Regions from separate parts of the Homo sapiens genome. Here all the other regions are linked to region 1. Evidence: chromatin contacts called from ENCODE Hi-C or POLR2A ChIA-PET data. All regions are on one chromosome and are shown on one strand. The core of a region is the stretch at or near the end of the contact, and the rest is flanking DNA. Distances in the headings are between cores, read along the strand shown. Region 1 holds the start of WDR89 (WD repeat domain 89). Region 2 holds the start of MAX (MYC associated factor X). Region 3 holds the start of FNTB (farnesyltransferase, CAAX box, subunit beta). Region 4 holds the start of CHURC1 (churchill domain containing 1).

Region 1 (5,462 bases), core at 839-3,338:
ATGGCCGGGCGCAGTGGCTCACGCCTGTAATCCTAGCACTTTGGGAGGCCGAGGCAGGTGGATCACAAGCTCAGGAGTTTGAGACCATCCTGGCTAACACAGTGAAACCCCGTCTCTACTAAAAATACAAAAGATTAGCCGGGCATGGTGGCATGTGCCTGTAGTCCCAGCTACTTGGGAGGCTGAGGCAGGAGAATCTCTTGAACCCGGGAGGCGGAGGTTGTAGTGAGCTGAGATCGCGCCACTGCACTCCAGCCTGGGCGACAGAGCGAGACTCCATCTCAAAAAAAAAAAAAAAAAAAAAAAATCTGGGCTTGGTGGCGTGTGCCAGTAGTCTCAGCAATTCAGGAGGCTGAGGTGGCAGGCTCACTTGAGCCCAGGACGTCGAGGCTGCAGTGAACCATGATCCCACCTCCTGCCAGTGCACTCCAGCCTGGATGACAGAGCGAGACCCTGTCTCCAAAACAAAACAAAACAAAGAGCTAAATCGGTAATGTTTCCTTTACAAACAACCTGAAACCTTCTCTAATCATTTAGAAATAAGATACAAAAATGACAAAAATAATTCGATATTTTAAACAAAAATGCAATAATTACAAGCATCAGTAATGAACGCAGTTTTTGCTTAGCTTTAATTCTGTAAAGTGTACTTAATTTTAATCTAGAAGTGTAGAAGTATTACATACATCCGAAATCATGTTTTTTTCTTCTACAGTCGAAAGTTTGTATTACATGTAAAATAGGAAAAAAATATTAAAATTTTTCGAAAGCGAAAAGTCTACTCAGCAAGTTTTTGGTATTTATTAATGGTTTTACTTTTGCTAGACACAAAAATGAAATACCGCTAAATTAGCTCACAGAAGAGTTCAGGATTCTATAGACTCAGGAAAAGCCTGTCCTAAAACTGTTTTAATAAAGGCTGAAAATAGACACTATAATACAGTCTTTAATAATATACAATGTGTATTCCTCCTGATGGTGGTCTTGCTTGACATTTTAAGCATAGCCCTATTTTCCTGTGAAGATAGCAGCCAGTTCTGCTTCATGTCATAACAACACTTGATTCATGTAAGCAGCTGCTACCTATGCCATCACAGTACACATAATTGCTAAATGTAGGGTTCAAATAATCGTAAATGGACACTAATATGAAAATCAGACTGTTTTGTTGTAACAGCAAAAGTTTTAGAAACAAATAATTTTAGTATCTACTTAGTACAGTAAGCATGAACATATAGTATACAGCTAGGCACAGCAGTAAATTGTTGGAAACACTAACATTTATTGTTTACGAACATACATGCAGTGTTTACACATTTCTTAAATGTTGTCTTTAATGCTGCTGATAAACGAAAGGATAAAAAGTCCAACAAACCACAATAAATGTCAATGGGTGTTATTAACAACATGAAAGAACTCAGTAGCAACAACCACATTTAAAGCTACAGGACTCGAAAGTTCCGGACTACAAATCCCAGAGTTCCCTAGAGCCCAGGCGGAGCTACCTTCAAACTGATCGCTTTTTCACCCAATGACAGCCAGAGAATCCCTAAACCACATTCAGCCCGGCCTGAAGGGCTGGTTTCTTCGCGTGAAAACAATAAGGTATTACGTAGACTTTCTGAACACGAGTGGTAGTTTCAGGGCCTGAGTCTAACTACTAAATTATTTCTCCCCGCATTAGTCTCCTAGTCATCTTAATAACTCTCTACCCAACTCTGGCTCGGTGGAAACTCGGAACGTCTAAATGCTGAAACTCACGTAAATCAGTACCAGCGGATGCATCCAGTCAGCCACGAGGAAGGCGGAATCCGCCTTATTCTTGCCCTTTATTGGCCACGCATCCCACCAATGGGGCCATTAAACTTCCGCTAACGCAGCGTACGGCGTGGTGGTGTGAGCGTTGTACGTACGCTGGGTCTACGAAGGGGCAGGCGTTCTGCTTTCGTCCAATCGGAAGCTAGCAAGAATTCCCCGGGCCGCTATGCCCCACTTCTTTCGCGTCGCGTTACGGGCCGCCTCTCTGCAGCCGACCAATCCTCTTGATTTTCTTGTGCGCATTACCCAATCAGAGAGGTCGAGGCGGGGTTCCACTTGACCGCTCTAAGCCGCCGCGCAGCCTGCGTTTTCTCCGGTACAGGTTGAGGCTACTAAGGTACATTTTGCTGGGCCAGGCTGGGCGGGTCCCCGGGATGGGCAGCCCTCTCGACGAGCGGCGACGCCGTGGTTGAGTCTAGAAAGCTAGAGTTGCTGGACAGCTATCGCGGGAGCGCGGAGGGAAGTGGGAGGTCTGGACGGAGTGTGCACGTGTTGGCAGTCTCGCTCCGCCGTCGGAGCCACCAGGTCAAACCTGTGCTGGCCCTGGCCAAAGAAACTTCTGCGGGTCAGGCTGCTGTTGCCGGTGCAGTTCCCAGTACTTCCTCTGGGGCGTTTTTCAATAAAAGCCAAACGCCCTTGCTCATTTTCAGGGAAAGACCTGTTTCCTCCTGCTCTTTCCTCTCCACGGATACTCTCCCCACCACTAAAAGGGTTTAGTATAATCCTTTTGTAGGCCAGAAAGCAGATTTTCACTTGGGAAGAGACGACCCGTAGTATGGGATGTGGTATGATACCAGCAACTGGTCTATTATATCATTTAAACCACATGGCTATCTAAAGAGGTAGGTACTGTGAGTGTTCTCATTTTCACGCGAAGCAGTGTTAGACATTACTCATTCTTGTGTTTTCTTTAGCTTGTCTCTGACAAATTGTGGCATTCAGCTTCCATGGATGTAAAATTAAAAGATGGTATAATTTGTAAAATGTTGCTCCTGTTTTCTTTTTTGTTTTTCTTTTTCTTTTTCTTTTTTTTTTTTTTTTTTGAGATGGAGTCTCAGGCTGTCGCGCAGGCTGGAGTGCAGTGGGGCGATCTCGGCTTACTGCAACCTCCGCCCCCCGGGTTCAAGCGATTCTCCAGCCTCAGCCTCCCGAGTAGCCGGGATTATAGGCGCCTGGCACCACGCCCGGCTAATTTTTGTATTTTTAGTAGAGACGGGATTTCACCATACTGGTCAGGCCGGTCTCGAACTCCTGACTTCAGGTGATCCACTCGCCTCTGCCTCCCAAAGTGCTGGGATTACAGGCGTGAGCCACCGTGCCCGGCCGTTTTCTTTATTAATTTGAAATTATTTAAAGTCAATAAAAGCCTGGGCGCGGTGGCTCACGCCAGTAATCCCAGCACTTTGGGAGGCCGAGGCGGGCGGATCACGAGGTCAGGAGTTCGAGACCAGCCTGGTCAACATGGTGAAACCCCCGTCTCTACTACGAATGCAAAAATGTGGCGGGCGCCTGTAGTCCCAGCTACTCGGGAGGCTGAGGCAGGAGAATCGCTTGAACCCGGGAGGCAGAGGTTGCAGTGAGCCAAGATCGTGCTACTGTACTCCAGCCTGGGCGACAGAGTGAGACAACGTCTCAAAAAAGAGAAAAAAAAAAGTCAATAAAACACACCTAGAAGTGAATTAATCGATTGTTACCAAGGTAAAATGATCTAGAGGAAAGACATCGCAGTAGGCACCAGTTACTGACCTTTGACTGGACAAGTCAGCATCAGCTTTTTCACCTGTATAATTGAAATAAATACCAAACTTGACTACTTAGAGTTCTGAGGATTAAATAATTTAATAGATACAAAATATGTTACCGATGAAAGCCACGTGACTGTTTCTGCTTTTCAAATTCTTTCTTGTGGAGCCTGGACTGCACTGCAACCTATGGCCGAGTAAAACAGTGGTAACTTGCAGTCAAGTACCATTTAAGTGAGAAATCCTCTGAAACGTCTATGGACTGCTTATCTCCTTGTTCAGTATTCAGGAATACTTTCCTGTGAATGCAGCTATGTTACTTACCTGGTTTGTATTCTTACCTTAGATTGTTGTAGCTATTGTAAAGCAAAAGTAAGATCAAGCCCATGTAACTACTTTTTGGGTTCTTTTCTCTCACTTTGTAAATACAGGGTGTTTTTCCAGACGGGAGTGCGGTGGCACAGTCTTAGCTCACTGCAGCCTCGAACTTCTGAGCTCAAGTGATCCTCCTGCCTCAGCCTCCCAAGTGGCAGGGATTACACACGAGCCACTGTGCCAAACCCGTGAAGTTTTTGAGTTGTACTTTTGTACTAAAGTCATGACTACTTTTTCTGCAACTGACACTATGAGCTGCAAATACGACTGAAGATGCTACTGCTTTTTTACTTTTTCCCTATGTGCTTTAAAGAACTACATTTTCAGTGATTTCCATGTGTTTAAGATATTTTCATTTACTTGGTAGAAAATACAAGAGAATTTTGATAAATCTGAACTGGAATGGTCTTTATGTTAATTCTGTTCAATATTTTAGGGCAGATTATGTACAGATTATCGCCAAACTGTCAAAAGGGTGTATTTTGTTCATATAGCTACTGTAACAAATTACAACAGATTTAGTGACTTCGAATAACACACATTTATTCTTTCTGCCTTTGTTTCTTTCTTTTTTTTTTTTCCTTTGGTGAAAAGTACACACTTAAGAAAGGGGAGTGCAGATGTACTCAAGAGAGTCACCTCTTCCTTTTTTTTTTTTTTTTTTTTGGTAGAGATGAGGTCTCGCTATGTTGCCCAGGTGGGTCTCAAACTCCTGGGCTCAAGCAGTCCTCCCACCTTGGCCTCCCAAAGTTCTGGCATTACTGGCATGAGCCACCATGCTCAGCCTCATTTATTGTCTTTTAGTTCTGGAGGTCAGAAGTATGAAATCAGTTTCACTGGACTAAAGTCAAAGTGTTGCAGGCCCAATTCCTTCTGGAGGCTGTGAGAAGAAAATCCATTTCCTTACCTTTTTCAGCTTGTAGTGGCTGCCTGTCTTCCTTGGCTTGTGGCTCTTTTCTGCACAGGACATCATGCTATCATCATACCACTTTCTCATCTGTAGTCACATCTCCCTCTGCCTCTCTTATGAGGACATTTGTGATTATATTAAGGACCCCCCCAGATAAACAAGGATACTCTCTCCATCTCAACATACTTTGTAAAGTCCCTTTTGTCATATAATGAAACAGTCATAGATTCCAGGAATTAAGACCTTTGTATCTTTGAGGGCCAGTGTTCAGCCTACCACAGGAAGGTATAAAGAAGAGTAAAACATCCTATCCCATAAAGTCTCACAGGGACTATAAGAGAAAAACAAATTCACAGTAAATGGTTGCTGAGTTAGACTTTCTTATTACTGTGAAAATAACCTAAGTCACCACAGGTTGGAGCTTCGCCAATTTTTCCACTGGAATATCTTTAATAGCAAAGGTAAATGAATATTCCTGTGATATTTGGAAACAAAGCCTGAATTAATGCTTTAGAAGAGTAAAATTTCTTTGAATTCTAATCTTATAATTTAAAATTTTATGTGACTTTTGCATTCAGTTTTATATGTTCATGGTTGATGCTGTTTTGAATTATATT
Region 2 (5,462 bases), core at 1,941-4,440, 1.5 Mb before region 1:
ATTGCACTAGGTCCAAGAATACACTAATATTATAGTCCTTTAAAACTTGTTGAGATTTGGCTGGGCAGGGTGGCTCACACCTGTAATTCCAGCACTTTGGGAGGCCGAGACAGGCAGATCACCTGAGGTCAGGAGTTCGAGACCAGCCTGACCAACATGGAGACACTCCATCTCTACAGAAAATACAACGTTAGCCGGGCGTGGTGGCTCATGCCTGTAATCCCAGCTACTCGGGAGGCTGAGGCAGGAGAATTGCTTGAACCCGGGAGACGGAGGTTGTAGTGAACCGAGATCACGCCATTGCACTCCAGCCTGAGCAACAAGAGCGAAACTCCATCTCAAAAAAACAAAACAAAACAAAAAAAACCACTTGTTGAGATTTGCCTTATAGCTAAGTACATGGTCAATTTTTGTAAATGTTCCATGAGTGCTTGAAGACAACATATTCTACAACTGTTGGGTGCAGTGTTATGTCTATTAGGTCAAATTTCTTAATCAGGTTGACAGGTCTTCATATTCTATTGATTCCTAAAAGGAGATGTGTTAAAATCTCCAGTCTCCCTACCAGGAAAGCCTTTCCTCCTCACCTCAGTCCACGTTATTCACGATAAGCAAAATGTTACGTGGCCTTTGCAGACCCAGCCCTTACCCTAATGCAACTGACAACCTCAGAAGACTTCCCTGGTCACCAACACCTCCCCAACCCCACCTCATACCTGGCACTCCTTCTTCCTCCTCTGAGCTCTTACAGCATTCACTGTCTATACAAACAATTTGACACTTACATAATTTGTCTTCATCACAATTATTTGAGTTGATAATTTACTCCTGTCAGGTTTTAAATTCCACATGGGTAAAGATTATCTTATTTTTCTTTTATAACAGTTTTATTGGAATATAGTTATTGACATACCATAAAATTCACTCTTTAAAAGCATACAGTTCAATGGGAAACTATCTTATTTATTCTGGCATCGTCTATAGCTGTGGTTCTCAGTCTTGGGTGCACACTGGAATTACTGGAAGAGCTTTAAAAAATCCTTCAGTCTGGAAAAAAAAATCCTTCAGTCTGGATCTCCCCTTCAGAGGTTCTGGCTTAATTGGTTTGGGGTGTGGCCTGGGGATGGGAACTTTTTTAAGCTCCTAGGATGATTTTAACTTGTAGCCGGGGTTGCCCTAGAGTGCTCTGTTCATAGCAGGCACCCAAGAACTGTCTGTTGTAATCATCAATTAGCTTTAACTTCTAGTATCCAGTTAATTAACTCACTCAAAAGTGGCCGTCTGTCTCCCCAATAGCCCATCAGCTCTTATCACATAATGGTCTGCTTATATCTGTCTCCCCAACTCAGCAGGAAAGGAACACTATGAGACAAAAGCATGTAGAAAAGGTAAGTTCACTTGCAAAGATGTGCAGACTTAGTAGGACTGGATCACTGAATAAGAAATACAACAGATATTAGACCGCGAGCGGTGGCTCACGCTATAGGCGTGAGCACGTGAGCACTTTGGGAGGCCGAGGCGGGTGTATCACGAGGTCAGGAGTTTCGAGACCAGCCTGGCCAAGTTGGTGAAACCCTGTCTCTACTAAAAATACAAAGATTAGCTGGGCGCGGTGGCGGGCGCCTGCCCCAGCTACTCGGGAGGCTGAGGCAGGAGAATCGCTTGAATCCGGGAGAGGGAGGTTGCAGTGAGCCAAGATTGCGCCACTGCACTCTAGCCTGGGCGACAAAGTAAGACTCCGTCTCAAAAAAAAAAAAAAAAAAAAAGAGAGAGAGAAAGAAATACAATAGATATTAAAGGAAAAAATGTAAAGGAAAAATTACCACATTTACATTTGTCTTTTCAGCATAGATGACATGCTCACGTTGAGGAATGTGTGTCACAAGAATTGTGTGTGACATATCCCCAAATTTCCACATTCAAAAGTCAGGGATAATATGGTATTCATCCGGGAATCAGTAACTCATGGGAAAAGCTCAAGATGTCATTCACTTTGGAGACCAGATGTAAAGGAGTAGTATGGGTACTTTGTCTCAGGGTGGAAAGTGTCTGTTATGGTTTTCTTCCTTCCCATGGGACTTGTTGCACACTCTTACAATGGCGGCAGGACCGGCACGCTTGCTTGCACAGCTGTGAGCTGCATGAAGGCAGGGATGGTTTTGGTCTTATCCGTTATGGCATCCCCTTGTGGCAAGTTAGGTGTTCAATAAATATCGGTGGAATGCATGTGATTACACTTCATGCCACAGTATATAAATATGATTTTAACTGGACAGGGAACTGCAAAAGTTTCCCATATTGATCCTTTTTGCAATCTTAATTATGGTACTCTGAGCTGGGATATTGCCTAAACTGTCTGGGCTACAACAAACTCTGAAGGGGCTTTTACTTCCACGTCCATAGTGGTTGAGGGTTCGCGTTGTGTGAACGCTGGAGCCTCACGTGAGTAGCTGAGTAGCGAGGATGGTCACTCCCAGATAAACGAATACAGGATTCTCGCGGCTGGGAGCGGTCGCCCGGCGAGGTCGGTCATTCTGCCTGTCCGGTAGCACCACGAAACACCTGCCACTGACACCTCCCCACCAGCCCCCGAGGGTTCGCGCAGGCATCCCGAGCCGCGCCCCCTGGTCCGCCGCAGCCAGATTCCCTCCCGGGCGGGTTACGCCCCTAGGCGCAAAACGGAACCACTCCGTATGAAGAAGACAAAGTATAACCAGTCACACCAAAGAGAGGCAGCATTATTTAGACAGCCGGCTACTCCCCCAGAGACTCCACCCAGTCCCCTGGGCCCGGCGTCCAGCGCGCAGACGGTGCCCGGCTCCAGGAGTTCCAGCTCCCTCCACGTGTCCTGTCTTCCCAGCAGCCTCCTCTGCCGCCTCGGGAGGAAAATCTCCTGACAACTCGCGGTCTGCGGACTACGACTCCCAGGAGGCGCCGCGCCGCGGCTCTCCCCGCCCCCCCCCGCCCCCCCCCCCCTCCCCGGGACGCGCAGGCGCCTTGGGCTCCGTCAACAAGCCGGGCTGGCGTCGCCTGGATGCGGTTTCTTCCGGGATTTGTAGTTTTTCTGGAGCTACCCGGGCCGTCTGTTAGAGGGACAAGAACTACAAGTCTCGGCTGCCCCAGCGCTGCGAGCCTGGTCACGTGGCGGGGGCCGACCGGGCGTGCGTGCCGCCGTTGATCCGGTGCTGCAGTGAGGAGGTGGTTCTTGCCCGTGTTGTGTGTGTGTGTGAGTGAGAGAGCGAGTGAGTGAGTGAGTGAGTGTGTGTGTGGGGGGGACTCGGCTTGTTGTTGTCGGTGACTTCCCCCTCCCCTTCACCCCTTCCCCTCCCCGCCGCCGCTGCAGTGGCCGCTCCCTGGGCCGTAGGAAATGAGCGATAACGATGACATCGAGGTGGAGAGCGACGTGAGTCCTGGGGCTTCTTCCTTCCCGTGCGGGTTGTCAGGCGGGGACAGCGGCCGGGGCTCTTAGCGGGGCGACGGCGGGAGGGGGCCGGGCTGCCGCCGCCTCCTTCCCCTTCCCCTCGGGGCCAGGAGTGCCTCCGTCGCGTTCCCGGTTCGCTCCCCTCCGGCTCCTGGCCGGAGCGGCCTCCTGGGACTGGAGGTTGGGGGAAGACACGCGGCTTCTGGGACCCCCACCTCCTCCCTTGCGGGAGGGTGCTGCGGCCTCCCGCTCCCACCTTCCCCGGCTCAGGATCCGGGGGACAAGGATGGGGGGCGCCCGGGATCCCATTGTCCGGATCCAGGGGAAGGGGACGGCGTTCAGGACCTGCCCCTTCGGACTGCGATCCTCTCCTCCCGTGACCCGCGGATCCTGGGGGCCGGGGAAGGGCGGAGAGGGGTTGGGGGTGCCTAGATGCCCGAGCTGGGTCTGCAGGGAGGAGACAGTGCTCGGGACCCCTCTGGCCCAGGTCGGATCCCGGAAGGAGGGGCGGCGCTCGGGACCCCTCTACCCTGCTACCGGATCCCGCCGAGGGTGGAAGGGTGGGGGCAAGGGGTGGGGAGGGAGGAAGGGGTGTCGGGCTGACTCCCCACCCTCCGCTTCCTCTGCCGCCGGCATTTTCTTTCTTATTATTGAATGTTAAGTGTAAAAATAACTTCTATATTTTCTATTTTTTTTTTTCTCTCTTATTCCAGGAAGAGCAACCGAGGTTTCAATCTGCGGTACGTCTCCTACTCTCCATTTCATTTTTATTTCCGTTCAGTTCTATTCCTTTTTGGGGTCAGAGAGAAAAAGAGATCGTACTATTACTTTTAATATTGTAGTAAACTCTAATGTTAACCACTAAGGTGAGGTGGGGCCTGGTTCTGGAGGGTGGGGGGGTTGCAAATCCCATTATTCTAGATTCTCAGGTGATAAGTTCAGTGATTCTAGGTGAGTAAGAGGAGCTGTATGCAAAGAATTGAATTGTTCTGTAGTTTTCAGATAGGGGATCCAGATGCCACTATGTAAGTGGAAATGAGAAATGCAGCATTCTGGTCTGGTAGTATTATTTCAGGGCAAAGTGGTCAGAAGATTTATTTAGGAACAAGTAGGTTTTAAACCATATCTGTATAATTGTGTGAAGCTGAAGCCACATGCGGTAATCGCCTTTAACCAAGTCATGTGACTGCTATAGACCCGTAGAATCTAGCACAACATGGTATTCTAATGCAAAAATTGGAAATGTAGAGGAGCCAAACGTTACATCATCAAAGTGTCACATAAAGTTATTATGGTCTGATTCTCTGTATTTGAAGAAAAGGTATAAAGAAAATTAAAAAATAGCTGAAGAAAAGTGGCATTGCAGAGACAGCTTTGCTGAAAGGTGATGGATGAGACCATAGAGTGTTATCAATAATTTCTTAGGGTTTTGATATTAATGTTCTCAGTAGATGGTTCTGTGGATTTAGATAAGCACTAATTCCATGTCTTTGGAGTCTGAGACAGTAATATGGATGTTTCATGAATAGATTTGAGGGAAAAAAGAATACACACAGAATAAATCAGAATCAGCGAGGGGAAGAGAAATAAGTATATCAGAGTGTCTAATATTTGATAGTTGGGAGCAGTAAGAAATGTATAGAATGGGGGTAAAAAGTTCAAATGCCCATGAGGGCCATAAAGAATAAAGAAGGAAGAGGTGAGGGCTTGGGTACTGGAGAGCAGTGCCTCTTCTAAAAAGTCAGCACTACTGAACTCCAGTGGTTTGTTAGTAGGAGTGAAGGGTCAGTATTGCCAGATCTTCCTATTTTTAATTTTATTTTATTTATTTATTTTTGAGACAGAGTCTCACTCTGTCACCAGGCTGGAGTGCAATGGCGCTATCTCGGCTTACTGCAACCTCCGCCTCCTGGGTTCAAGCGATTCTCTTGCCTCAGCCTCCCGAATAGCTGGGACTACAGGCGCGTGCCACCACACCCAGCTAATTTTTGTATTTTTAGTAGAGACGGGGTTTCACCATGTTGGCCAGGCTGGTCTCGAT
Region 3 (5,462 bases), core at 2,963-5,462, 1.3 Mb before region 1:
AACACCTGTTTTTGGCAAGGCTGCTACCTCTGAGACTATCAGTATTAACCTACTGGCCTGAATCAGAGTGTCTGCAATGGGATGATTCCAGATGGCACAATAAGGAAGGCAGGCACTAACAATACAACCATGTCTTGTTCTCTAGTGTCATGAAAGGCCCTCCCTGCATCTGCATTAACAAAACAGCTTAGCAAGGTAGAGACCTTCATAAAAATATCCAGAGCTGACCATTTCTCATTACCTCCACTACCGTCACTGTGAGCTAAGCCACCGTCACCTCTCTCCCAGGATACTGCAATAGCCTCCTAACTGGTTTCCCTGTATCCACCCTCACTCCCCACCATCTACTCTTGACAGTAACCTAAATGAGCCTGTTAAAATGCTAGTCAGACTGTGTCACTCCCCTGCTCAAAACTCTCTGATCATGGATCAGTCTAAGTCCTGGCAGGAAACAGATGGCACAAAGTGGGTGATTTGAGGAGAGTTTATAAAGGAACTATTTACAAAGATGTGGGCAGGTGTAGGGAAACCACAAGAGAAAATGCAGTATCTGGAGCTGGTAAATCAGGGGTACCTGAACTCCTCATAGACCTGAAGGTGTGAAGGATGGAGAGGGAGGGAGACAAAGAGCTCCGCAGAGAAGGCACATGACAGGAAATGTGACCTTAAGTCTAAGGAAACCCCACCCCACACAAGCCTGCAGGAGGGAAGAAATACAGTGGTCTCATTCTTCTCCTTCTCGGTCACCCCCAGCAATACTTCCCATGGCCCGCAGCCATAAAGCAAGGCAACCTGTCAGTGCAGGGCCCCCTCCTGGGGCACATCTACAGAGCAGGCTAGAAAAGGGCCAAGTGAATCTGGGGCAGTAAATGGCAGGTATACAGCCAAGTGGCTCTCCATCTCAGTCAGGGTATTTTAAAGTACTTCCAAAGGCCAATGAGACCCTACATGATCCGACCCATCTCCTACTCTCTGGTTTGCTAAGCCCCCTGCTCACCTGGCATTCTGCTGCCTTGGTCCTTTGTGCTTGCTGCTTTCTCTGCCCAGAATACTCTTGCACCAGATCCATGATGGCTTCCTCCCTCATCTGAGACTTCAGGTCTCAGATCACATGTGTTGTCACCAGAGGGTTCCCCTTAACACCTTATATGAAGACCTCCCCTGCTCCCACCCCACCCATTCCTGACACACCCTATCCCCTCTATCCCAAGGTGTTACTCTCCACAGCGTTTCTAATTAACATTTTATATTGAGATAGCTATAGATATTAACTCTTTTAATTGACTGCCTCATTGGCCTAGAAACAGTTTCATAAAGGCATCAACTTGGCCTCTTTTGTTTAACAACTTATGCCGAGTGTCTAGAACAGTGCCTGGCACGTAGAAGGCGCTCAAGTATTTGCTGAATGAATGAGAATCAACGAATGGAACAGACGACTCACAGCTAAGGACTCCTTCCACTATTTATAGGTTTAACTCCTATTACCAAATTATTGCTTAACAAATAAACCGAGTCTTCTGATAATCAGATAGGAAGCAGGTAACAAGCATTTATTTTTTGTTTGTTTTTTTTTTTAATTTGAAAAGCTTTCATCTTAAATAGACACAGGGTCTTGCTATGTTGCCCAGGCCAGTACCAAAATCAGTATAGTCGTTTTTTGTTTTAAGAGACAGGGTTTTACTCTGTTGCCCAGGCTAGAGTACCGTGGCTCGATCATGGCTCATCTGTGAACTTCTGAGCTCAAAAACAATTCACCCACCTCAGCTTCCCAAGTAGCTGGGACTACAGGTGCATGCCACCACGCTCAGCTACTTTTTTTTTTTTTTTTTTTTTTGGTAGAGACAGGGTCTTGCTATGTTGCCCAAGTTGGTCTCTTGGGCTCAGGTGATCTTCCCGCCTCGAACTCCCAAAGTGCTGGGATTACAGGTGTCAGCCATCAATTTGTTTTTACTGGCAATGGCACAAAATTGAGCTATCAGTAAATGGAAGCTTTAGTTAAAACTGAAAGAGTACTAGTATATCCTCTGTAAACAACTCCTCCTAACAAGGTTGTTACTTTTGATGAATGTATCATTAACCTACCAATGTGGTAGGTCTCTAAACCTCAGTCTTCTCATCCATAAAAAGTGAAAGGATTGAATGATACCACATATGGAGAGCATTTAGCACTGTGCTGAGACTCAATAAATGGTCACTAACATGATTATTAAAACAGTGAGGAAGGCCACAAAAATGAGATACAACATTATCATCCTACTACCTGAAACTGTTCATCCTAGACTCTAATAATGTGTGCTGGAATAACAACATGAAAAAGAAATATAAGATTCTTTACTGTCTGCCATACCGTTGGGTCTAGATTTGAAAGATACTCGCACCAGGAGCAGTGGCTCACGACTGTAATCCCAGCACTCTAGGAGGCCGAGGAGGGCAGATCACTGGAGGTCAGGAGTTCAAAACCAGCCTGGCCACATGGTGAAACCTGTCTCTACTAAAATACAAAAATTAGCCAGGCGTGGTGGTGGGCGCCTGTAGTCTCAGCTACTCTGGAGGCTGAGGCAGGCGAATGGCGTGAACCCGGGAGGCGGAGGGTGCAGTAAGCCAGTGCATCCCAGCCTGGCAACAGGGCGAGACCCCATCTCAAAAAAAAAAAAAAAAAAAAAGGCAATCCCATAGTCTAAGGTCAGATAATAAGTAAAACACTTGACCTGAATCAACTCAGCAATCCATCATTTAGGAATTCTGCAAAGATCCTGTAGGTTTTTCATCAATGGGAAATTTCTTTACAATCTTTTGCAGTCAGCCTTCCCTGGGACACACTGGTAGGCAAACCAACCTGGAGAATTAGCTAGATTCGAGAGGTGAGGATTTCCTTTGCTACCCTAAATTCCATGAAGTTTAAATCTCCAGTTAAAATATTTTCTCTGCTACTTTGTGAATAACCACGTATCAAGCCCTTGTTTCTGTTATAAATTTATAATTCTATTTAGTCATAACTGTACAATAAAACAATTATTGTTACTAATTTTGCCAAAGTACAGGCTTCCAACTTAAAGTAGGAAATACAAAACAGGTCTCTCCAAGGTAAAGCCTGGAGACTGATCTCACTAAGAGATCTTATTTCAGTAAGCAGCAGAATGTTCATTTATTAGTGTTAAGAATTATCCTAACCACTTCTCCTAGGGACAGATGGATAAACAGTTCCACATAGCAACCTTGGGAACAATTCCAATTAGGGAATAAGAAGAAAAACAAAACTATGGTTTTGGGCATATGAATATATACTCATTCGCCAAACACTTTTCAAAATGATAGGTTCGATCCTACTTCTAGGCCTTAGGGAATGATTAGTAGTCCAAAATCCATTCTTTCTATTAGATCACTTTCCAAACTGTTTTCCTGCCTGTCCCCCAACCAGGCTCCTGGTCAGGAGCTGTTTTATTTCCTTGTACTTCCATCGTTTAATATTGTGTCCGACACGTAGCTGGTGCTCAAATGGCTGAATGACTACCAAAATGCCCACCCACGAGGCGGGCCCCCAAACCTGGCACTGTAGGTCAAAAATTAAACAGATCGTGAAACGGCATGACAGCAGCCTGGCCCTGCTCTCTGCCTCCAGAAGCTGAGGGCAGGTTGGGAAAAGTGCACTATGCACCCCAGAACCTCCCGAAGTACTGGCAGAACAGAGTGGGCTGTCCGACCCGCACGGGCTGCCTCTGTCCTCCAGGCATAGAACACGATTCTTCTCGTTCTTTAGGGCAGAGGGGACTCGGCTACTGCCCTCTCCTCCAAGCCCAACCTTGAAACGACCCTTCCCCAAGCTGGCCGCGCAAACGCTCCACGACGAAGCCCAAGCCTGGGCGCCCGGAGCTTCCCAGAGGAAAGGCACCGCGGTGCGCTGTGGGAGTCGTAGTTCCCCGGTGAGTTCCGCACCCGGGCGGCCCTACGAACGGGACTCGCGCTCCCAGAACACATCGCGCGGGCGCCTCGCCCAGTCCTGCCACCTCACCTGTTCTATGGACGTGACTGTTTCCACCGAGTCGTCCTGCAACCGCTCTCGCGCGTGCTCGGGCCTCAGACTGTACAGCGGCTCTGACCAGACGGGGGAGGAAGATGGAGGGCAATAGTAGGTGAAAGAACTCGGAGAAGCCATGATCAGGAGAGCAGCAGACAGTGTGTAGGACTCTGCTTCGTTAAGCAACAACGCGCATTGAAACTCGAGCGGGCTAAAGCGCTACGGCGAGCGGATAGAGGCAAAAAGATTTTGAACGCGAATGTCTCCTCCCGCCTACCCGTCTTTCGAGTGAGTTACTGAGATGCTGCCGCCCCCCATTGGGCAGAGGAGCTGCTGCAAGAGCGTAGAGTCCTGAAGCGCAAGGGTGTCTACATCCGAATTTCATTTCAGCGAGATGGCGTAGGACGCCTCGGTTTGTTACGCAAATTGTTAAAGAACTGTAACATTCTGCTAATTCTCACTTAATTGTAATGCAATTGTTTGCAATTTCAGGTGCCCAAGAACCCAATGAATGTTAAGTTTGAAAGCATTTCTGACAGCTCTACTGATTTGCCTCAGTCAGGCAATTACTAAAAGAATTATTGTGCACCTTGGGGTACTTGACAGCCTCCCAGGAGAAGGCAGCAGCTGCTCAAACGTGCAAGGACGCCGTCTCAGTATCACTCAGTGATGGAGGGAGGGGGGTATTATGATTTTCTCCTGTCTCTTGGAGGTTACACTGCAGTAGCGAGAACTGAAATGCAGTACAAGGAACAAGGATAAGTGAAATAGACAGTCAGTCCGCAGATATTTATGGAACACCTGCTATGTGTCAGGCATTGTGCTAGGTTCTAGGAATACAAAAGTGAACAAAACGAAGTCCCTTCCCTTGGAAACCTTACATTCTAAGAAAATCGACAGAATTGAATGTATCCAACGCAATAAATATATGAAGACTTGTGATAAATGAGATGAAGGAAAATAACAGGGTCTATGAGAGAGACTAAAGGGGTAAGAAACTAATTGAATTGTATGGTCAGGCCAAGCCTCTCTAAATGACCTTTCATTTGAGATCCGAAGGATGACGAGGAGTCATCCAGAAGAACAGTATGGGAAAGAACTCCTGAAAAAGGAAGAAACAGCAGCTTTTAGAAGACATGTGCTGGGCACGGTGGCTCACGCCTGTAACCCCAGCACTTTGGGAGGCTGAGGCAGGAGGATCACTTGAGGAGTTAGAACATCCTGGGCAACATAGCAAGACCTCATCTCTATTAAATATCAAAAAAATTAGCCGGGCGTGGTGGCGCATGCCTGTAGTCCCAGCTGCTCGACAGGCTAAGGTGGGAGGATCTCTTGAGCCCAAGAAGTCGAGGCTGCAGTGAGCTATGATTGTGCCACTGCACTCCAGCCTGGGTGGCAGAGCGAGACCCTGTTTCAAAAAAAAAAAAAAAGCAAAACAAAAAAACAA
Region 4 (5,462 bases), core at 1,935-4,434, 1.3 Mb before region 1:
GCTAGGACTACAGGTGCATGCCACCACGCTTGGCTAATATTTGTGGTGGTTTTTTTTTGTTTGTTTATTTGTTTTGAGACGGAGTTTTGCTCTTGTCACCCATGGTGGAGAGCAGTGGTGTGATCTCGGCTCACTGCAACCTCTGCCTCCCAGGTTCAAGCGATTCTACCGCCTCAGCCTCCCAAGTAGCTGGGATTACAGGCGCCTCCCACCACACCCAGCTAATTTTTGTATTTTTAGTAGAGACGGGGTTTCGCCATGTTGGCCAAGCTGGTCTCGAACTCCTGACCTCAGGTGATCTGCCAGCCTTGGCCTCCCAAAGTGCTGGGATTATAGGCGTGAGCCACCGTGCCCAGACTATTTGTATTTTTTGTAGAGACAGGGTTTTGCCATGTTTGAGACTGGTCTCAAACTCCTGGGCTCAAGTGATCCACCTGCCTTGGCCTCCCAAAGTGCTGGGATTACAGGTGTGAGAACCGTGCCCAACCTAATTCTTTCTTTGAAATAAGGTCTTCATTATCTCATGCCTACACCACTGTTGCCATGGCTCCTCAAATGCCCTGTGGAGTTCTGTCTTTACACACCCTCTACCCCACCATTTCAACATTCAGCCATAAGATTCATTTTCCTAAATAACAGATTTCAGAATCATTTCTCTATTAAAATTTTGATGGTGGCCCAATGCCTAAAATGTAAACTCTAAACTTCTCAATATGACTTTTAAGTTTTACAATAACTCCACTCTTAAGAATCCAACCTAAGGCCCGGCGCGGTGGCTCACGCCTGTAATCCTAGCACTTTGGGAGGCCGAGGCAGGTGGATCACGAGGTCAGGAGATCGAGACCATCCTGGCTAACAAGGCGAAACCCTGTCTCTACTAAAAATACAAAAAAATTAGCTGGGCATGGTGGTGGGCACCTGCAGTCCGAGCTACTCGGGAGGCTGAGGCAGGAGAATGGCATGAACCAGTGAGGCGGAGCTTGCAGTGAGCCGAGATCATGCCACTGCACTCCAACCTGGGCGACAGAGCAAGACTCCATCTCAAAAACAAAAACAACAACAAAAAAGAATCCAACCTAATCTCTTTAATATTCTCTACTGCAAACTCCTCCCTCATGGTCTCATAATAGCTCATGTTTATTACTGGTTTCATAAAAATCTTTTTAAACTTTAAAAAAATGAAATAGTACATAGTAAAGTACATGAAACATAAATGTAGCGAACAAGAAATGATTATAAAGTGTACATCTGTAGAACCACCACCCAAATCAAGAAATAAAACACTGCTTGCACCCGGGAAGACTTTTTCTCATGTGACCCTTCTTGATCACACCCTAATCCCTTAGGAGTAACCACTATCTCGACTTAACAGTAATTGTATACGTTCCTTACAGTTTTACCACCCAGGTACATCCTTGAATAATATATTTTGGTTTGCCTCTTTTTGAATTATACTTTATGTGTTCTTTCATCAACACTATTTGTAAGACTTTTCAGGCTGCTGTGTAATTCTAGTTTGGTTTCACGGCTATAATTCAGGGTTTCTCTACCTCCACACTATTGACATTGGGAGTGATACTTTGTTGTGGTGGCTGTCCCATGTATTGCTGGATGTTTAGCGGCATCCCTTGCATCACCCATTAGCAGTCAGTAGTACTTCCCCTTTTGACACCCAAAAAATGTCTCTGGATATTGCCAAATGTCTCCTAAGAGCCAAAAATCACTCCTGGTAGAGAACTACTGCTCTAATTCATTCACTTCCATTCCTCATTCATTAATGGTGTTCCATTCTAATGAATGTATCAGTTACTTTTCCAATCTACTACAAAAATAATGCTGTTATGAACACTTATTTATAAAAGTCTTCAGAAGCATATACACATGCATTTTTCTAGAATGGGAATCACTGGGTCATGTCTGTATTTTATAAGGCTCACCCGCTTTTTCAAAGTAGTTGTACTACAGGAGAATTCATACTGTTATACATGCTACTCAAAAGCCTAAGTATTACCCATAAGATACTAAGACATAAGGAACTACAGAGACTTTCTCCCTCCTTCCCAACCAATGCACAAATTCCATTTCTGTAATTTTCCCCCATCCTCCAGCTCCTCACCTTCTTTTCTACCCTAATTACAACTGTCCTTCAAGTCTTAGATGATGTCCACCTTTTCTCAGGGGAGAACAGCACTATCCCCTATTGCCCTCCCCTTTCCCTAAACTTGAATAGCATTTCTGAACTGAGCTACTCATTTTTTGTTAGTCACATACTCCCCAAAACTGTAAGCTGTTAGGCAGCACCAAAGGTGCCTTTTAATTTCTTCTCTGAAACAAATAATCCAGCTGGACGTGGTGGCTCATGCCAGTAATCCCAGCACTTTCGGAGGCCAAGGCGGGAGGATCACTTGATCCCAGGAATTTGAGACCAGCCTGGGCAACAGCAGCACCCTGTCTCAAAGAGAGGAGAAATAATCCCTTTCTGGCCTAGCAAAGTAATCTAACTACACATATATAAATGTTCAACAAGGATGCCTTGAATGAATGAGAATAGACAAGCTTTGCAAACTCCTGAACCTGAAAGTAACTGAGATTCAGAAGGCGGTAACAGGCAGGAAACCTAAATTCTAGTCCTGGCTCTCATCCATGCAACTAGAATGTGAACTTGGGCAAGTGATTTCCCCTCTCTGGGCATCGGTTTCTTCATCTGCAAAAGTGTTAGAACAGATGACCACAGAGGTCCCCTCCAGCGCTAGAATTCGGTAAGAAAATTGTACTTCATCAAATCGAGCTTGAGGATGAGACCGGAAGTGGGGGTGGGGGAGTCCCTCGGTTGTCGACGGGGGTTGTGGTGGTGGTGGGGTTCCTCTGTTGCTCCTTGGAGCTCAAGAGAACGGCCACTACAACTGAGGTCAGCCGCCAGGGCGGGTACCAGAGGTGCAGACCGCCACAGGCCATCCCTGGTGTGCCTAAATACCGCTACTGGGTCACCGGGACCGGCAGTGCGGCCGAGTCCGCCCCACGTACGGCCTCTCTGGGAAGGCCAGCCTTGGATATGAGACACCTCGGGGGCCGCCCGCGGGCCAAGGGAGCGCCCAGTCGCTCACCCGGTTGGGATATTCCTTCTCCACACAGTCGCCACACATCGCGACGCAGTCAACAGGGAATGTCCTCCAACGCTTCCGGGAAGACGAAACCTCGCGAGAACTGAGATACGGTTGCCGCATGCGCCCAAGTACTCGACTCCTGGGTATTCCGTCTCGGGAACCGAGCCGAAGTCTCCGCCCCTTAGCAACTGTTGTCAAGGCAGGGCACAGTCTCCTTGGCACCGTGCGTGGGCAAAGGGTGGGGCTTCAGAAACCTTTGGAGACAGACGAAGAAATCTTGTGCGCTAACAGATGTGACGGGAAGGGAAAGGGATCTTGGGCTGAGCGAAGTTCTCACAGACACCTTCCTGAGCTTAGGCTGACAAGAAAGGCAAATCACGACACACAAGAAAGGGAATTATTTCTCGCTACCGCATATACAAATCTGAAATGTTAATGAATACATTTCTGTACCATTTCTTAAGGCAATGAGAGTGAATAAGAGACCAGATCTCAGCAGGTGAATAAACAGTAACCGAAGTGTTTGGGAAGAGACACTCAGAGTGCTGCAGAAAATCTCCTAAAAAAACACTTAAAATATTAGTAATAATTGGTCATTCCAGAGTCCTCTGGAGGACATAGCAACGAGGAACGTATTTCTATCTCTCTCAGGTGTCACAGAAGCACCTCAGTGGCGGGCAAGCACTATGTAAATAGAAAAATGGCCAGGTCATCAGCCATCCCATTACTGGGTATATACCCAAAGGATTATAAATCATGCTGCTATAAAGACACATGCACATGTATGTTTATTGTGGCACTATTCAGAATACCAAAGACTTGGAACCAATGCAAATGTCCATCAATGATAGACTGGATTAAGAAAATGTGGCACATATATACCATGGAATACTATGCAGCCATAAAAAAGGATGAGTTCATGTCCTTTGTAGGGACACGGATGAAGCTGGAAACCGTCATTCTGAGCAAACTATCGCAAGGACAGAAAACCAAACACCGCATGTTCTCACTCATAGGTGGGAATTGAACAATGAGAACACTTGGACACAGGGTGGGGAACACCACACACCGGGGCCTGTCGTGGGGTGGGGGGAGGGGGGAGGGATAGCATTAGGAGATATACTTAATGTAAATGACGAGTTAATGTGTGCAGCACACCAACATGGCATATCTATACATAGGTAACAAATCTGCACGTTGTGCACATGTACCCTAGAACTTAAAGTATATTAAAAATAAATAGATTTCAAAAATTATCTAATTGAATTGACTGCAGATATTTTGATTTCAGATTTGCACATCCATTTATAAATGACCTATTGGTTCACAGATTAAAAAACCAATAAACATATGTGCTTCCAAGAAAAGAAAGAAAGAAAGAAAAATGGCCAGGTCAGTTGTTCCTGCATCATTTCCCAATCCTGTGGGTCTCAAAATGCTTGTGCTTGTTGCCCCGCCTCATCCTTTCTCTCTGTATTGAAAGCATCTTATTTATTCGCAACGACCTAATTAACTTGCAGACGAATCTCCGAAGTTTGTCTCTGTTTCTGAACAATGCGTCTTTATCACACTCCTCTACCCCAATGGGAACATCAACATCCTCCCTCAGCCCTGCTTTATTGCTGTCATGTCAGGGAAGAAAGATTGGGGAGCCTGGGAGACTCTGGGATCCAGATTCCTTAAAGAAGAGATTAATAACCATTTCAAAGCACACCAGTTTAAATGGGTTTGCTAATATGGGAATTATTTTTCCACGGAAGCACTGAAGTTGTAACCTTTAGTATTTCAACTTCTAGTAAGTATCTGCAACTGTTATTAAAAATCATAGGTGTGCTAAGAAACACTGCAAGAACTAGAGCCATCAGAGTTTACCTTATTCTTAGAATAATTATAATACCTCCCATTTGTATGACATTTTCAACCTTTCAAAAGTGTCCTCATTTCAGTTTCTAATTTTATGCTATTACAATCCTATGTGGTTGGTAAGAAAAATATGTCTCCTCTTTTCAGATAAGGAAACCACAGAAGTGAGTGGTTAAAGGTCTTGTCTATGGTAACAAAGCTACTCAGTAGTCAGCCAGGGCTAGGACTCTGTTGCTATCCTTATCTCAATTTCTTTCTAATACAGTAGCACTAGCCACTTATGGCTATAAAGCACTTTAAATATGGCAAGTTGAACTGAGATTGTGCTGTGAGTACATTCTGCACACCAGATTTGGAAGATTTAGTATTAAAATATATAAGAATCTCATTAATAAATTTATATGATTACGTTGAAATAATTTTTGACGTACTGGGTTAAATAAAAATGTATTATTAAATTAATTTCACCTGCTTTTTTAATGTGACTACTAGAAA

The links. Hi-C counts contacts between places; a loop is a spot of excess contacts on that map. ChIA-PET counts read pairs that join two places held with the same protein, here RNA polymerase II (POLR2A). Pooled maps may share reads with other maps.
Region 2: a loop to region 1 is called in a map of CD8-positive, alpha-beta T cell, with 18 times the contacts of the local background. The contact joins the promoter of MAX here to the promoter of WDR89 in region 1. A Hi-C loop is called at or near these places in 5 of 168 maps with a recorded cell type or tissue (B cell, CD8-positive, alpha-beta T cell and naive thymus-derived CD4-positive, alpha-beta T cell), 1 of 37 single-sample maps with no recorded cell type and 16 of 50 pooled maps. POLR2A ChIA-PET finds 5 or more read pairs at or near these places in 1 of 52 experiments (T-cell).
Region 3: a map of CD8-positive, alpha-beta T cell shows a loop between it and region 1 (5-fold over the local background). The contact joins the promoter of FNTB here to the promoter of WDR89 in region 1. A Hi-C loop is called at or near these places in 1 of 168 maps with a recorded cell type or tissue (CD8-positive, alpha-beta T cell) and 12 of 50 pooled maps. POLR2A ChIA-PET finds 5 or more read pairs at or near these places in 2 of 52 experiments (CD8-positive, alpha-beta memory T cell and activated T-cell).
Region 4: a loop to region 1 is called in a map of B cell, with 36 times the contacts of the local background. The contact joins the promoter of CHURC1 here to the promoter of WDR89 in region 1. A Hi-C loop is called at or near these places in 4 of 168 maps with a recorded cell type or tissue (B cell, CD8-positive, alpha-beta T cell, ascending aorta and 1 more) and 15 of 50 pooled maps.

Annotation. Positions count from the first base shown.
Region 1 is chr14:63,638,497-63,643,958 of GRCh38, reverse strand. It overlaps WDR89 (WD repeat domain 89), which reads left to right and starts at 2,088. Exons shown (of 3, transcript NM_080666.4): 1 at 2,088-2,155. It overlaps LOC105370532 (a long non-coding RNA gene), which reads right to left and starts at 1,898. Exons shown (of 3, transcript XR_001750790.3): 1 at 1,762-1,898. RefSeq lists enhancers at 1,507-1,776, 2,187-2,286, 1,841-2,500.
Region 2 is chr14:65,100,245-65,105,706 of GRCh38, reverse strand. MAX (MYC associated factor X) reads left to right here and starts at 3,190. Exons shown (of 5, transcript NM_002382.5): 1 at 3,190-3,403; 2 at 4,135-4,161. The coding sequence starts at 3,368. RefSeq lists enhancers at 2,776-2,925, 3,619-4,119 and a silencer at 3,256-3,605.
Region 3 is chr14:64,985,645-64,991,106 of GRCh38, reverse strand. It overlaps FNTB (farnesyltransferase, CAAX box, subunit beta), which reads right to left and starts at 4,212. Exons shown (of 12, transcript NM_002028.4): 1 at 4,010-4,212. The coding sequence starts at 4,153. The region is part of intron 3 of CHURC1-FNTB (CHURC1-FNTB readthrough); the gene reads right to left. LOC107984655 (a long non-coding RNA gene) reads left to right here and starts at 3,994. Exons shown (of 2, transcript XR_001750792.2): 1 at 3,994-4,427; 2 at 4,508-5,462. RefSeq lists an enhancer at 460-579.
Region 4 is chr14:64,912,177-64,917,638 of GRCh38, reverse strand. CHURC1 (churchill domain containing 1) reads right to left here and starts at 3,184. Exons shown (of 4, transcript NM_001386928.1): 1 at 3,105-3,184. The coding sequence starts at 3,143. CHURC1-FNTB (CHURC1-FNTB readthrough) reads right to left here and starts at 3,278. Exons shown (of 14, transcript NM_001202559.1): 1 at 3,105-3,278. The coding sequence starts at 3,224. RefSeq lists enhancers at 2,915-3,184, 3,335-3,384.